Linked DNA regions of Homo sapiens: regions 1 and 3 are each linked to region 2. Evidence: chromatin contacts called from ENCODE Hi-C or POLR2A ChIA-PET data. All regions are on one chromosome and are shown on one strand. The core of a region is the stretch at or near the end of the contact, and the rest is flanking DNA. Distances in the headings are between cores, read along the strand shown.

The links. A loop is a pair of places that touch in the nucleus more often than their neighbours do. ChIA-PET counts read pairs that join two places held with the same protein, here RNA polymerase II (POLR2A). Pooled maps may share reads with other maps.
Region 1: a map of naive thymus-derived CD4-positive, alpha-beta T cell shows a loop between it and region 2 (7-fold over the local background). The contact joins the promoter of PPA2 here to the promoter of ELOVL6 in region 2. A Hi-C loop is called at or near these places in 1 of 168 maps with a recorded cell type or tissue (naive thymus-derived CD4-positive, alpha-beta T cell) and 6 of 50 pooled maps. POLR2A ChIA-PET finds 5 or more read pairs at or near these places in 1 of 52 experiments (K562).
Region 3: a loop to region 2 is called in a map of naive thymus-derived CD4-positive, alpha-beta T cell, with 22 times the contacts of the local background. The contact joins the promoter of CAMK2D here to the promoter of ELOVL6 in region 2. A Hi-C loop is called at or near these places in 1 of 168 maps with a recorded cell type or tissue (naive thymus-derived CD4-positive, alpha-beta T cell), 1 of 37 single-sample maps with no recorded cell type and 8 of 50 pooled maps.

What each region holds. Positions count from the first base shown.
Region 1 is chr4:105,471,205-105,475,311 of GRCh38, forward strand. PPA2 (inorganic pyrophosphatase 2) reads right to left here and starts at 2,858. Exons shown (of 12, transcript NM_176869.3): 1 at 2,690-2,858. The coding sequence starts at 2,846. RefSeq lists enhancers at 2,039-2,208, 2,499-2,618 and a silencer at 2,839-3,048.
Region 2 is chr4:110,196,234-110,200,587 of GRCh38, forward strand. ELOVL6 (ELOVL fatty acid elongase 6) reads right to left here and starts at 2,382. Exons shown (of 4, transcript NM_024090.3): 1 at 2,014-2,382. The coding sequence starts at 2,102. RefSeq lists enhancers at 80-374, 1,963-2,755 and silencers at 109-218, 419-1,048.
Region 3 is chr4:113,760,269-113,764,714 of GRCh38, forward strand. It overlaps CAMK2D (calcium/calmodulin dependent protein kinase II delta), which reads right to left and starts at 1,470. Exons shown (of 21, transcript NM_001321571.2): 1 at 736-1,470. The coding sequence starts at 800. RefSeq lists a silencer at 1,257-1,666 and enhancers at 1,660-2,198, 2,199-2,737.

The DNA.
Region 1 (4,107 bases), core at 1,608-4,107, 4.7 Mb before region 2:
TCATTCCATGGTTTTAAAAAATGAGATGCAGGGAGGTGAAGTGACAGCAAGATACTAACAGGGTCAGGGCTGGCACCAAGGAGGCCTGATGATTCCCATCAGGATACCCTTTCCCCTAATCATCCTGTCTCACTCTTTCTACAAAGTTTAACACCAATTTTTTTTTAAGTATTACATCAATCATTTATTCTGATTTTACTGAATGACAGTAAAGAGAAACCATTTACAGACATGAAGCTCGAAAATGTTCTACCTCCCAATGCACTAGTATTTCAGAGACTTGGAATATATTTGGAGATGTGGAAAATGATTACACTTTAGTAACACTGAGTAACAATTTTAGGCCAAGTATACTACACTCATATTTTTTTTGAAGTGAGACATTAGTCCACCCTAGTACTGCATACAGACACACTGAGTAATAAATATCCAATCTGTGATCATCTTTATAAAGGGCAATTTATTCGTTGCTTTCCCCTTACCCCATTCGCCCTAGAGTGGCTTCGTTTCACTTTGCCCTACCCCTTCTAGCAGGTAGTAAACAGTCCTGGCCAGTGATGCCATCTGGCGGTTAGTTCAGAAATTGTTTAACCAACACACCTTCCAATCAGGATCTTACCATCGGGACCCTCTCCAAAACCACACTCCCCTTTCTTCCAGTTTTTGCCCATTTACCTTAGTAAAATCGGGTTTTCTTCTTTCCTGCCCTGTTTATCCAACTGAATGAAAAACGTATTTTATTTGTGGCACTCTAGTTACAGAAAAATCATGAGTCCTAAGTACATTTGCAGCTAAAGAAACAAACCAACAATAAGAGGCCAACATACTCCCAAAAATGCCCCCATTCGACATCCTGTCTTAACAGAGACTGTTAGAATCTCCGTTATTCATCCAATGCCTTCAGGGAATACCAGTGCTGAGAAGGACCTTGAGGATCATCGTTTCAAGGTCAAAAGCTTCATTTTACAGCTGAAGAAACTGGCTCTGTGAGAAAGAACTGAAGTAACCACCCACCCAACAGCACACAGCGAGTTAACGGCAGAGCCAAGATTATGGCCTAGGACTCCCCATTCCAAATCCGGTACTGGGTCAACTACTCTGTGCGCTCCTGGCTTCTCAAGCCTGTTTTTGCTCAACCAGTGTATTTACTTTTTCCATAATTATAGTAATATTGTGAATCTCTGTACTATGCCTAACAGTGTCTAGCACACTTCATAAATATTTATTATTTGGGTATCTATTAATTACCGTACTTATTGCAAATCTAGAATACTTGCAGTAGACAGGCCTTTTTTCAATCTGCTTAAAAAGCGAACTGCCACTTCATAATTTTTTCTGACTATTCCCATTAATCATCACATGGTAACCTTTTAGAACATAATCCATTCAGAAATTTGAGACTTCCTGTTCACCTGATCAGTCTTAACCAAAGATAGAAGAAAATATGTGGCATAGGGTGAAAACTGCAACCAATTTTGAAGAAAATAGAAATTCTAGTACTAGTTGCATTATAATCACACGACTTTAGGCAAACTCTTCTTTCCCACAAAATAATCCTCGACCCTAAACTCATGTAGCATAACTGCAAATCTCTCATAAATTACAAATATCTATAATGATTATCGGTATTAACAATAGTAATTTATATTTTAGGCCCTGTGACTAATCAGTTTACATATATAATGTCATGTAATACTTGCAGCCCTATTTTACGGATGAGAAAAAACAAGGCTTAGCAACTTAAACTCGTCCGGGGTCACAGAGTTAAGACGTGAAGAACTCGAGGGCCTGCTTAGAACTGAAAGCCTCCAGAGCCAGTGCTCCGAAAAGGGGAGCGATAATGCAAGGCCCACTTTGATACTACCACTCCAAGGCTCTGCAGTCAGTGGGGAGTGAAGGCAAGCGACCGACATCGCTATTTTCTGTTACGGTTAACGTACACAGTGAAACAATGGGGTACACGGAACAATGAGTCACGAAGACCTGGGTCCTTTCTCTGAGCTCGGCAACTCAGGGACCCCCCCGAAGTCGCTTAGCCTTCTGGGCTTGTTCAGCTTGGGGAGGAAAAGGGGCTGCTCCGGAACCAACGAGGCTTTGGATGGTGGATCACACTCAGGGTGTAAACTTGTGCGTACCAAGTCAAGCTTCTGGGGAAAGAACCTTCATCAGAGTCCCTCCAAAAAAAGAAGACGCGCTGGATTAGGCATCCGCAAAGTTCCGCCTGCCTCTCCGACGTCAGGGAGCTCCCGCAGTAGGAGGTTTCTTACGCCTCTAGGAAGGCCGGCGTGTGGGCGGGCTCTGCCTTCCCTTCCTCACTGAGTTGTGTGAACCGGGAACGGCGGCCGGGCCGGCTAATGGCTGCAGGCCGCCGCGGGGTGGCCGCTTGCACTCTGCCTACCCCTCGGGGAGGGCGGCTGGCAGGGCACAGGGCGCTATCTACCCCCCAGCCGGCAGCCCTGCGCCTCTGCTCTCCGCTTTGGGGTCTTGATCCGCCGCCTCCTCGCTGGCAGTTCTCGTGACTCGGTGCGCGCTCCCGCGGGAAGTAAGGTGGCCTGGACCGCGCGGCTACCGCTGAGGGCCCCAAAAAGAGAGAAGGGAGACCGCGCGGGGCGTCCCAAGTGTCCCCCATTCCATCCCCCACCCAGGTTTCTCCGGTGCGCCGCTCGGCGAACCTCCGGGAGCTACTTACTAAAGAAGAGGCGGTAATTCTGCGAGCAGGGCTGGCCGCGCTCCTCAGTGTGGTACAGGGCCATAGCACGGCGCGACCCGGTCCCTGCACTGGTCCCCAACCGCAGGCACGCAGCGGCTGGGGCACCCGTGCGCAGCAGCCGCAGCAGCGCGCTCATGGCGTCAATGACGGTCCTGCTGTGCGCGCGGAGCTACCTGGGGGCTCGGCCGGGCCGCACGCCGGTGCCCCCTACCGTCCGGAGTCATCCCTCCCGCCCCGGCGCTCGGGCTGCGATCCTGGTCCCTGCCAGTGGAATCTGGAACACCAGCCAGTTGTGCGCACTATGCCCTCAGCGAGGCCGCAGCTCAAAGACGAGTGAGACAAGACCCACCACCCCTGAAGAGCTCACTGCCACTCGTTAATTCATACATTTATTCATGCCTTCATTTATCCCGTCAAGAATTACTATCATGATTTTTTAGTATAGTGATGTAATATTGAGTGATTACTCTGTGCCAGGAACTGCTCTAGACCCTGTCCAATATAGGAGATGAGCGCACATGCACGCAAAGACATCACTATAAGACAAAATGATCAGGCCACCACGTGAAAACGGGACGTTGACACCGACTTACAGAGCAAAAAACCCTAAGTAGCTTACTCAAATGCCATCTTCTCCATAAGGCCATTTCCTAACCCAGTAGAGATTATTTATTCTTTCTTTTATTTTATTATTTTTTGTTGTTGTTTTGTTTTTGAGACGGAGTCTCACACTGTTGCCTGGGCTGGAATGCAATGGTACAATCTCGGCTCACTGCAACCTCCGCCTCCTGGGTTCAAGCTATTCTCCTGCCTTAGCCTCCTGAGTAACTGGGATTACAGGCATGCGTCACGACGCCTAGCTAATTTTTGTATTTTTAGTAGAGACAGTTTCCCCATGTTGGTCAGACTGGTCTCGAACTCCCGACCTCCATTGATCCGCCTGCGTTGGCCTCCCAAAGTCCTGGGATTACAGGCGTGAGCCACCGCGCATCGGCCAGGCGGGGTGGCACACACGCCTGTAGTTCCAGCTACTTGGGAGGCTGAGATAGGAGGATGGTTTGGGCCAGTATCCAGGAGAATGGATATTGTAGAACAACCAGTAGTCTGCCACGTGTCATTTTATTTTTTTCTAGTCCATCTTCTTTGGGACTATCATCATCTAGGCTACTTTCCTACTGGGCACCCAGGTTCTTTCAGCATCTCCAATTATCGTGTGATCATTAAAATTGAGATACTGGTCTACCCAAGTTCCAGAAAGGATTCCTAGGAGATATTGTGACTAGCTACTTAGAGACACTCTACTAAGATTATAGATCCTAAAATGTTTTTGTCAACAGTGGTACCTTTGTAATGTGTCAACTTGAATAGGCATAACTATAAGGCAAATGCTCCCATAA
Region 2 (4,354 bases), core at 1,132-3,631:
TAAACCAGGACGCAGCAAGTCAGAGATTCGGCACAGAAGCAAATGCTGACCACACTGACCACACAGGCTAATGCGGGAGGACTGTGGGCCCGAACAGGCCGGCTGGAGGATATGACAAACATGTGCGGAGAAGACCCGGGCCCGGGGCTAGCCAGCAGCGCGGTTCCGGCGCCCGCCGGCTCCGGCCACCGCCCCCTCCCCGCCTCCAGCACCACCCCCTAAGCGGGAGGAGGAAGTGCATCCAGAGAAGGACCCCGGGCGGTGGGGCTCGAGGGGCCTCGGCTGCCCCGAAACGCCGAGGTCTATCTGCGGTCTCGACCCTTAGTGTCCAACCTCCTTCCGGACCCACCCCTGCACCCCCTGGCCTCAGCGGCCCGGGAGGGCACCAGCCCTGTGCCTGTGTGGCTGCTGCACTTCCAGTCCTTCCGAGCGGCCCGCGTCCCCGCCTCTTAGGCTCCGGCTCGGGCCAGACGCGGCCCTTGGGCCCCTAGCCCACCGCCGCCACCAGCCACGCCGCAGCTCACCCCAAGCAGGCCTGCCCCGCCGGTGCGCGCGGCCCAGGAGGCGGGCTCCGCCCGGCAGCCGCCGCAAATGGCCATTGGGGCCCGGACCAGCCCGCGGGAAGCTGGGAGTGGGCGCGCTCCGGCCGGGCGGGAGGAGAAGGAAGCGGCGGCCGGGCCTCCCGACACTGGCCGGCGACTCCAGGGGGCTGGAGGACAGGAAGTTGAAACCCCCTTTTCGCAGCTGCGGCCCCGTGGCACCAGCTCCTACTGCACCAACCCGCCCAGGCCACAGGCGCGCCGGCGTTTCTGGTTTCCAGTTGAAGAGGGCAGGCGGGAGGGCGCGGGGCACGCGCGCTCGCGCACGCGGCGGGCGGAATCCCCCGGCTCCCGGGAGACCCTGCGGCCCGACCCTCCCCGGTCAAGCCATCCCCCGGGCTGCCGGCCCCTTGCCTAGCTCCGGGGTGCGTTGGGCTTGAACTTTACAGATCGCCAGACCCGAAGTTAAGGGGAGGAGAGGAATGCCTCTGCCACAACCCTGTCTACAAGAAGCGAGATGAGCACACCCTCCTCTGTTAAATATTGCAAGGTGACACTGGATCGCCTCCCACACAGGGATTTTCAAAAGGTCTGGCGGGGGGACTACAGTAAACAAGAAAGGTGTTTTCCCTGATTATTAGTTTCCTAGGGAAGAGCCCCTAAGGACTCTGCAGACGGAGGGGCTTTTAATCTGTGTGCCTGAACTCCAATCAGCAGCTACGCACAGAATTAGAAGTGTGTCCAAAAGGCGTTTCCGTAAAACAGAAACTTAATAATGGCGTGGCTCCACTCGCTCGGGTTCATTCATTTATTACTGTTTTCATTGTCCCCTCCTCCCTCCCACCCGGTCTCTCTATGAAACCGGAAAGGGAACCGCGTGGGGAAAGGGGTACTAAAAAGGGGGCATCCGCCTGAGGAGCGGCAGACAGAGGAGGACGGTGAAGTAGGAGCGCTGCAAGGAGAAAGGAAGGACACGAGGGATGGAGAGACAGCGAGGACCAGGGCCAAGGGCGGCGGGCGGGAGAGGGTTAAAGGCAACAGGAGACAAGGTCCTCCCTCCACTGCCTTTCACACTCCGGTTGCGGGAGAGGCCAAGCGAGAAAACCCAAATCTAGATGAAAACCGGGGGAGGGGAGGGGAGCACAGGTAGGCGATCTGGACTGTGGCATCTCTCCCGCCTTCCCTGTCGCGCAGACATCACCCTGTGCACACACATATGTTCTGTGTTATATAATCTATATAAAAGATGCCTATGTAGCCGCGGTTCACACAGGGGCACCCACAGACCTCGCGCTTCATGTACCCCCCCCCCCCCAGCGTCTCCTGCACCCGGGAGACCCGAGAACTCAGCGATCAGCTGGCTGCCCGCGATTCATCGCTCCATTCACGCCCAGGCAGGGAATACCGACATTAAGGCACTCCGGGAAGACGCGCAGGGCTCCCGGGAACAGTATCAGGCGAAAGCATCACGTACCAGTTTTCCTGCATCCATTGGATGGCTTCATTCTCGTTGAACTGCTTTTCGAATTCATATTCTTGTAAAGTCAACACTGACATGTTCATTGGGGCTGATCTTCGGAGTCGCTACGTGTTCTCTATACAAAATAAAATAATCTGTAAAGCGCTTGATTTCGAGTGTTCTCCTGTCTGCTTCCCCCACCCACCCCCCTAGGTCTTCCCCACGCCGCTCGGTCTCCAGCGGTCGTCTCTTCTCCCAGCCTCTCAGCTACATCCAGGGCTGAGCATTGCCTGCGCCTCCGCTCCCAGCTCCTCTCTCTGGGGCTCTCCTCCTCCCGGCGTCCGCATCCACCGTAGGAGGAAATGAATGCCTTGCGGTCTTAGTGCCCGCACGTTTGTCCATCACCCTTTTTACTCGTCTACAGGGAAATCTCCTCCCCCTCGTGCGATTTGAGAAATTAACCCTTGGCGAGGGAGTGTGCGAAAGAGCGCGACCTCTCTCCGCCCGGGGGGGACAGTTTTGTTTACAGCGAAGGTGGTTGGAAGAGTGGGGGAAGGGCGCAGAGAGAAAGGAAGTGGCCTGGAGGTCATCCAGATCCCCTAAGCCCAACCTCGTGGGCCGCCTTGCTTTGAATGAAGTTTCAGCTTGCAGGGCGCATCCCCGCGGCGCGTGGACCCGAGAGCTTGGCGAGTAAACGATTGGGAAATAGTAAAACCTGCCAGCTCTCTTGCAAGAGAACTCCGGGCAAATCTACGTTGAGATCACCAGTGAAGGGAATACGCTTCCCACCTCCTCGCCCTACCTCTGGGACCACCCCCACCCCTACCCCCACCCCCACCCGGGAGCTCTGGCTTAGATTCACGCTAACCCAGGCCCTGCGGACGGCAGAGCTCCTTAATCTCGTACAGACAGGGGATGCTGAGTGTGAGGATAGTGGATAGGCGAGAGAGGCTAGTAGCCGGAAGTGGAAGAAAGGGCTGGGTTAGGTGGAGGGTTTAGGTACCGGGAAGGGGGGGATTAATGAACAGAGGCAGAGTGGGGAAGGAAGCTGACAGGAGAACTGGACCGACTGGCCAAATGCAAAAACTTTATTTGCATGCATGAGAAATTTGGCTTTACTTGCTGTACTTGTAGGTAGAACAGAATATGTGAGGAGAGGGCTGAATGTACTGTTGACCCCTACTGGGCCCTCAGCCTCCAAGAGGAAAAACTATTTTCTATTCCATCCATCCCTCCACTCATTTCCCCCAAGAGTTTGGAAAAATGAAATATGAGACATGGAAGTATCTAATGATGTAATTGTAAACTTTACAAAATAATAAGGAGCCCTGCTTTTAAAAATTAGGTGGATATTAGGACCAGAAAGAAAATTCCCCTTCTGAGAACATCCCCCCACCTCCCCAGTAGTCCAAAAAGGGTACTTTCATTCAATTTAGATGCCTCTAACCCACAAAAAGTGGGAACTGGGAGAAAAATTTTTAAAGGAGGAAGGGACCGGCCGCGGTGGTGGCTCACAGAAGTAATCCCAGCACTTTGGGAGGCCGAGGTGGGCGGATCACCTGAGGTCAGGAGTTCAAAACAGCCTGGCCAACATGGTGAAACTCCGTCTCTACTAAAAATATAAAAATCAGGCAGGCGTGGTGGCGGGCACCTGTAACCTCAGCTACTCAGGAGGCTGAGGCAGGAGAATCGCTTGAACCCGTGAGGTAGAGGTTGCAGTGAGCCAAAATTCTGCCACTGCACTCCAGCCTGGGCGACAGAGGGAGACTCTGTCTCCAAACAAACAAACAAAAAAAAAAAAGAGGAAGGTCTAATGAGAAAGTAAAGAAATAATTTTTAAAATCCAGTACAATATATAGATTAAAGGGCTAGCCTAGTTGATTAGCAAATTAATGTATACATTGACACTGCCAAAGATTCTGTGTAGGGACTGTCCTCATCTCCCCCATTAAGGGTTGTCTTTCTTTTTTCTTTTTCTTTTTTTTTTTGAGATGGAGGAGTCTCGCCCTGTTGCCCAGGCTGGAGTGCAGTGGTGCAAACTCGGCTCACTGCAACCTCCGCCTCCCAGGTTCAAATGGTTCTCTTGCCTCAGCCTCCCCAGTAGCTGGGATTATAGGCAAGCACCACCACGCCCGCCTAATTTTTGTGTTTTTAGTAGAGATGGGGTTTCACCATGTTGGCCAGGCTGGCTGTGATCCACCTGTCTCAGCCTCCCAAAGTTCTGGGATTACAGGCATGAGCCACCATGCCCAGCCAAGGGTTGTCTTTCTAGAGACCTCTACAGTACAAGTCTACGTCACTTTGAAGTAAGGCCCAGGCCAAAACTCTTGGCAAGATTGGGCTGGAAGATAGGTGT
Region 3 (4,446 bases), core at 220-2,719, 3.6 Mb after region 2:
GCTAGGCTACGCTTAAGAGCGCTCTCAGTCTCCAGAGGGCTTTTCCGTTGCCTGTATAAATAAATCCTCCCAGAGAACGCAAAGATGCACACGTAAATCCTAGGAAGAATGATGGTGAGCGGTAATCTGGTGCAAAGAACAACACTGGATATAGGGCAAGGGGTTGGGTTCTGTTGGGTGGCCCTTTTCCTGGACAGAACAACTACTGGATGCGAAATAGACTCTATGCCAAGTTGAACTTTCGGCATCAATAAATATGGCACCGTCTGAGGCTGTGAGTTCTCATCAGTACCTGGGTCATACGGCCGACACGCCGGCTAACCAGGAGGCATCTCTATTTACAGAAAACATGATCTATGTTGCATTTTACATGGGTTCTAATTTCCTCTCCAAACACACATTACACACAGGCGCGCGCGCACACTTCTCAGGATGATAGCTACAACTGCAGAGATCGTAAATTCACTAAGTCTCTCAGTGCAGGAGGGTGGGGGACCGGGAGAAGGTGGGCTAGGGACCATCAAAATGAGCCACAGTTGGAGTAAGGGTCCTACCCCTTCTGTGCTCCCTCCCTTTATTAAGACAGCACCTTCCCCAGAGCTGACAAACCAGGGGCCCTCCTCCCATTCCTCTCCCAAACTCCCTCGCCCCAAGACGGAGGCCGGTGGGTCGGGGGCAACGCGACCCGCCCTCAGCTGGAAAGGGGATATGCGGATGCCGGGCAAAGGTGCTTACTTTCCAAGCTCCTCGAAAAGCTGATACTCGTCCGTGAACCTGGTGCAGGTTGTGGTCGAAGCCATCCTCGGTCCGGGCTGTGCCCTGGCTGGGAGCGCGACGGACCAGAAGCGAGCAGACGCGCGGCTAACCCCGGGACTGGCCCCGCGGCGCTGTCACCCAGGGCCGCTCTTACTTTCCTGGTCCGAAAGTAGCTCGCCCGCGAGGGAGTGTGCGCAGGGGCGGGGCGGGAGGGGAGATGACCAGAAAGGGTGGCGTGGGGTCTCCTCCCCACAGTCCGCCGATCCTCCTCCTCCTGCGGGCCTCGCTTCCTTCTTCTCCACTGGACGCTCCACCCGCCCCTTTTCCAGTCCCTGTCCCCAAATGCAGGGGGTAAAGTACTCAAGAAGAGGGGGCCGGGAAATGGAAAAACAGCCAGGCACGGGACGAGTGGCAAGCAGTTGCGAAACGATCCGCACTGGAGCAGGAGGAGTAGAAGCAGAGGGGAGGGAGTCCGAGGGGGCGGAGGTGGAGTGCAGCGGGGCCGAGGCCGCGGAGCCCAGAGCGGACAGCCTGAGCCCAGCGGCCGCTGTCAGCAGGCTCAGGCGCGGGGCGCGCCGGGGCTCCGACGAGCGTGCGCGCCCGAGGCCGGCTTCCCTCCGGCGGGCGGCAGCGGCTCCGGCGAAGCGAGGCACCTTGGCGGCCTCGCGCTGCTCACGAGCCCGCGCGGCTTCAAGACGGCGCGGCGAGAGAAAGAGCGCTCGGCTCAGGCGAAGCCTCTTCTGCCGTCCCCAGGCCTCCGTCTCCTCCTCCGGCGCCTCCTCCCGCCGCTCCCTCCGCCTGCCAGCACCCCCTCCCTGGCGAAGCCCCCTCCTCGCTGGTCCCACACCTCCCTCTAGCGACTCCAAGCCTGTCCCTTCGTGGATCTCTCGCACTCCCTCCTTTGGTTGCACACACGAGCACACCAGTCTAGGGAGAAACCAGGTGGGTGGAGGAGGATGTGCGGGGGAGAAGACTGGAGGTTTGGGTGAATGAGGCGAGAAGTCACAGTTACCCATTTAAACCCGCACAGAGAAGGCTGCCTCAATCTGGGGCTGACTGAGCGGGAAGATGCAGGGCAACTCGAGGATGGCCCGGGGCAGCCGCCCTGGGTCGCGGAAGCCCACGCCCCTGTTTTGGGCGCCGGGCAGCAGGGACTTCTCCAGGCCGGTTCCCGGGCCACGACACCCGGTGGGCCGAGCAAGGGAGAGCAACCACTTCATCTCCACGCCGCTCAGAGTTGACACAGCAGGGGCCGGATGTGGGCTGTTCACTGCTCTCAGAGAAGGGTCCCAACCCTTCCCACAGCCACCAGCGACTGTCGGGGCAAAACCCAGCCTCAGCAGGGTTCACTGCGTCGCCAGCTCCCCAGAACCGGGCGCAGGTTTTCTCCCTCCCCCGCAGCCCCTTCTGCAAGGGGCAATGACGGCCCCTGAGCCACATTACACTTGCCACCTCCAGGCCCACCTCCCCCGCTGTTTTCCAGGATGGTGGCTGAGACTCTGGCAATCCCCAAAGGCCTTTGCTTTGGCTGTGAACGTTAAAAGAATGAAAGCAAAAACTCCGCCGCACAACCACACCTTCCCTTCCCTTCTGAGTAACTCCCCTGCAACCTCAGTAAGTTCTGATAGTAAGGCGAATTCTCGCGATATTTCCCACTCTGGCGGTCAGGGGGAGGTAGTAGGAAGGCTGGGTGTCGGTCACGCGACCCGGCGGGGGCTGACGTCATTCACATCACGTGAACACGTCTAGACTGTTTCGCTTTGCAAAGGGAAAAAAGAAAAGGGGCCGTCGTGTGTGCTTTTGCTTTCAGCCAGATAGTGGCAATTGAGTGCACTCCGTAAATGGCTATCTGGAAAAACCATTTAGCAGTTCAAGAATGTGTCCTTCCCTTTAGCATATCTGCCATTGTTTTCAGTAGGAGGAAAAAAAAAGTATGCATTACGATTTAAAATAGATAAACTGCTGCCGATTGCTAGAACAACTTCTGGGCCCTCTTTCCAGTTCTCCTTAATGAAACTATGCAATTGCAAATTTAGCCGCAGACCAAAAACAGCGTTATGGACGGTCTTTTTCAAATTACTGCCAATTGTTCTACAGCACGGGACTATAAAAACCTTGCAATCCTATTGCTAATTTGCTCGTGGTATTACTTCATAGACAAAATTTCACAGCTGAAAGATAAAAGATAATTTGCAGACACAAGAGAATCTAAGATTTAAAGGCGCTGCTGCTTGCTCCCAAAGACTGCTATTAATTAATGTTACTTTGTGGTCATAGATAATCCTAATTCCTTTTTTCCTGATCTGGGGAACGCTTCTGCCAATGAGTGAGCTTTTTACTGAAGTACTAAAAATGTTCACAAATTTTAACGTTTATTACAACAAAATTGAAGTTCGTATGTGTTTTGATTCCCAGCCGTAAAAGGCAAGAAATAACTGTGTAAAATGTAGTGCTATAGAAAAAGATGATACCAAGAACTGCATAAAAGAAACATGGTCTCTAAATATTAATAATTGGGCTATAAATTGAAAAAAAAAACACAATTTGGTCTTGGCTAAAGATTTGTAATATCTGAACTATTTAGCAATGTGGCTCCAAGGTGATAATGAAATAATTTAATATTTTTCCCTGAATCTAAGAATGAAACAGAAAAAGTAAAATTAAAACAATAAAGGTAATATAAAAATTTACATCTGGGAAGAAAATTGTTTCTTAAATATTCAAGTAATGAAGTCTACATAATTACAGTATTTATCTCAGTTATTTAAACTACCAATAATTGTAAATGGTTATAATTGTGGAGTACAATAAAGGAAACATAACTGAGTTTTAATACTGATGTATTATTAGACAATAAATGTGTACATTTTTTACAGCAAACACTGCTTAATCTGTACGTACCCTTTCTTTGATTTATATTTTAGACTAAATATTTCTCTTATTTGAACAAATATTTACAGTTATTTCTGAAGTTTGAACCTCCTTAAAAAGTAGTCAGATTAGCCGGGCGCAGTGGCTCACGCCTGTAATCTCAGCACTTTGGGAGGCCGAGGCGGGTGGATCATCTGAGGTCAGGGGTTCGAAACCATCCTGGCCAACATGGCAAAACCCCGTCTCTAATAAAAATACAAGATTAGTCGGGCATGGTGGCATATGCTTGTAATCCCAGCCACTTTGGAGGGTGAGGCAGGAGAATCGCTTGAACCTGGGAGAAGGAGGGAGGTTGCAGTGACCCGAATTCGCGCCACTGCACTCCAGCCTGGGCAACAAGAGCAAAACTCTGTCTGAAAAAAAAAAAATAGTCAGATCAAAGACTTTGTTGTTGTTGTTCTACTTCAACATCATTTCAGGAATAGCTACAAAATAGAGATAAATTCTAAAAAGTGTAGAAATGTAGACCTATAAACATAATAACACTGGATGTTAGTGCCAAATGTATTTACATTTCATTATACATGCCTTACTAACTGCATGTCTGATGAACATGGTAGAGAAAGTTAAGAGGGAGAGTTAGTGAATAAAAAGTTAGTCATTAAAGTTGTTGAAGATAATAAGGCAGGCTTTATTCAAGGGGGTCCATGGTGATCAGAACCACTGCAACCAGGTCTTGCAGGAGGAGAGAGAGATTGGACTCTATTTCAACTCTTAAAAGGCCAAGTGGGGATTTACAAGCAAGGAGCAGGGTAGAGG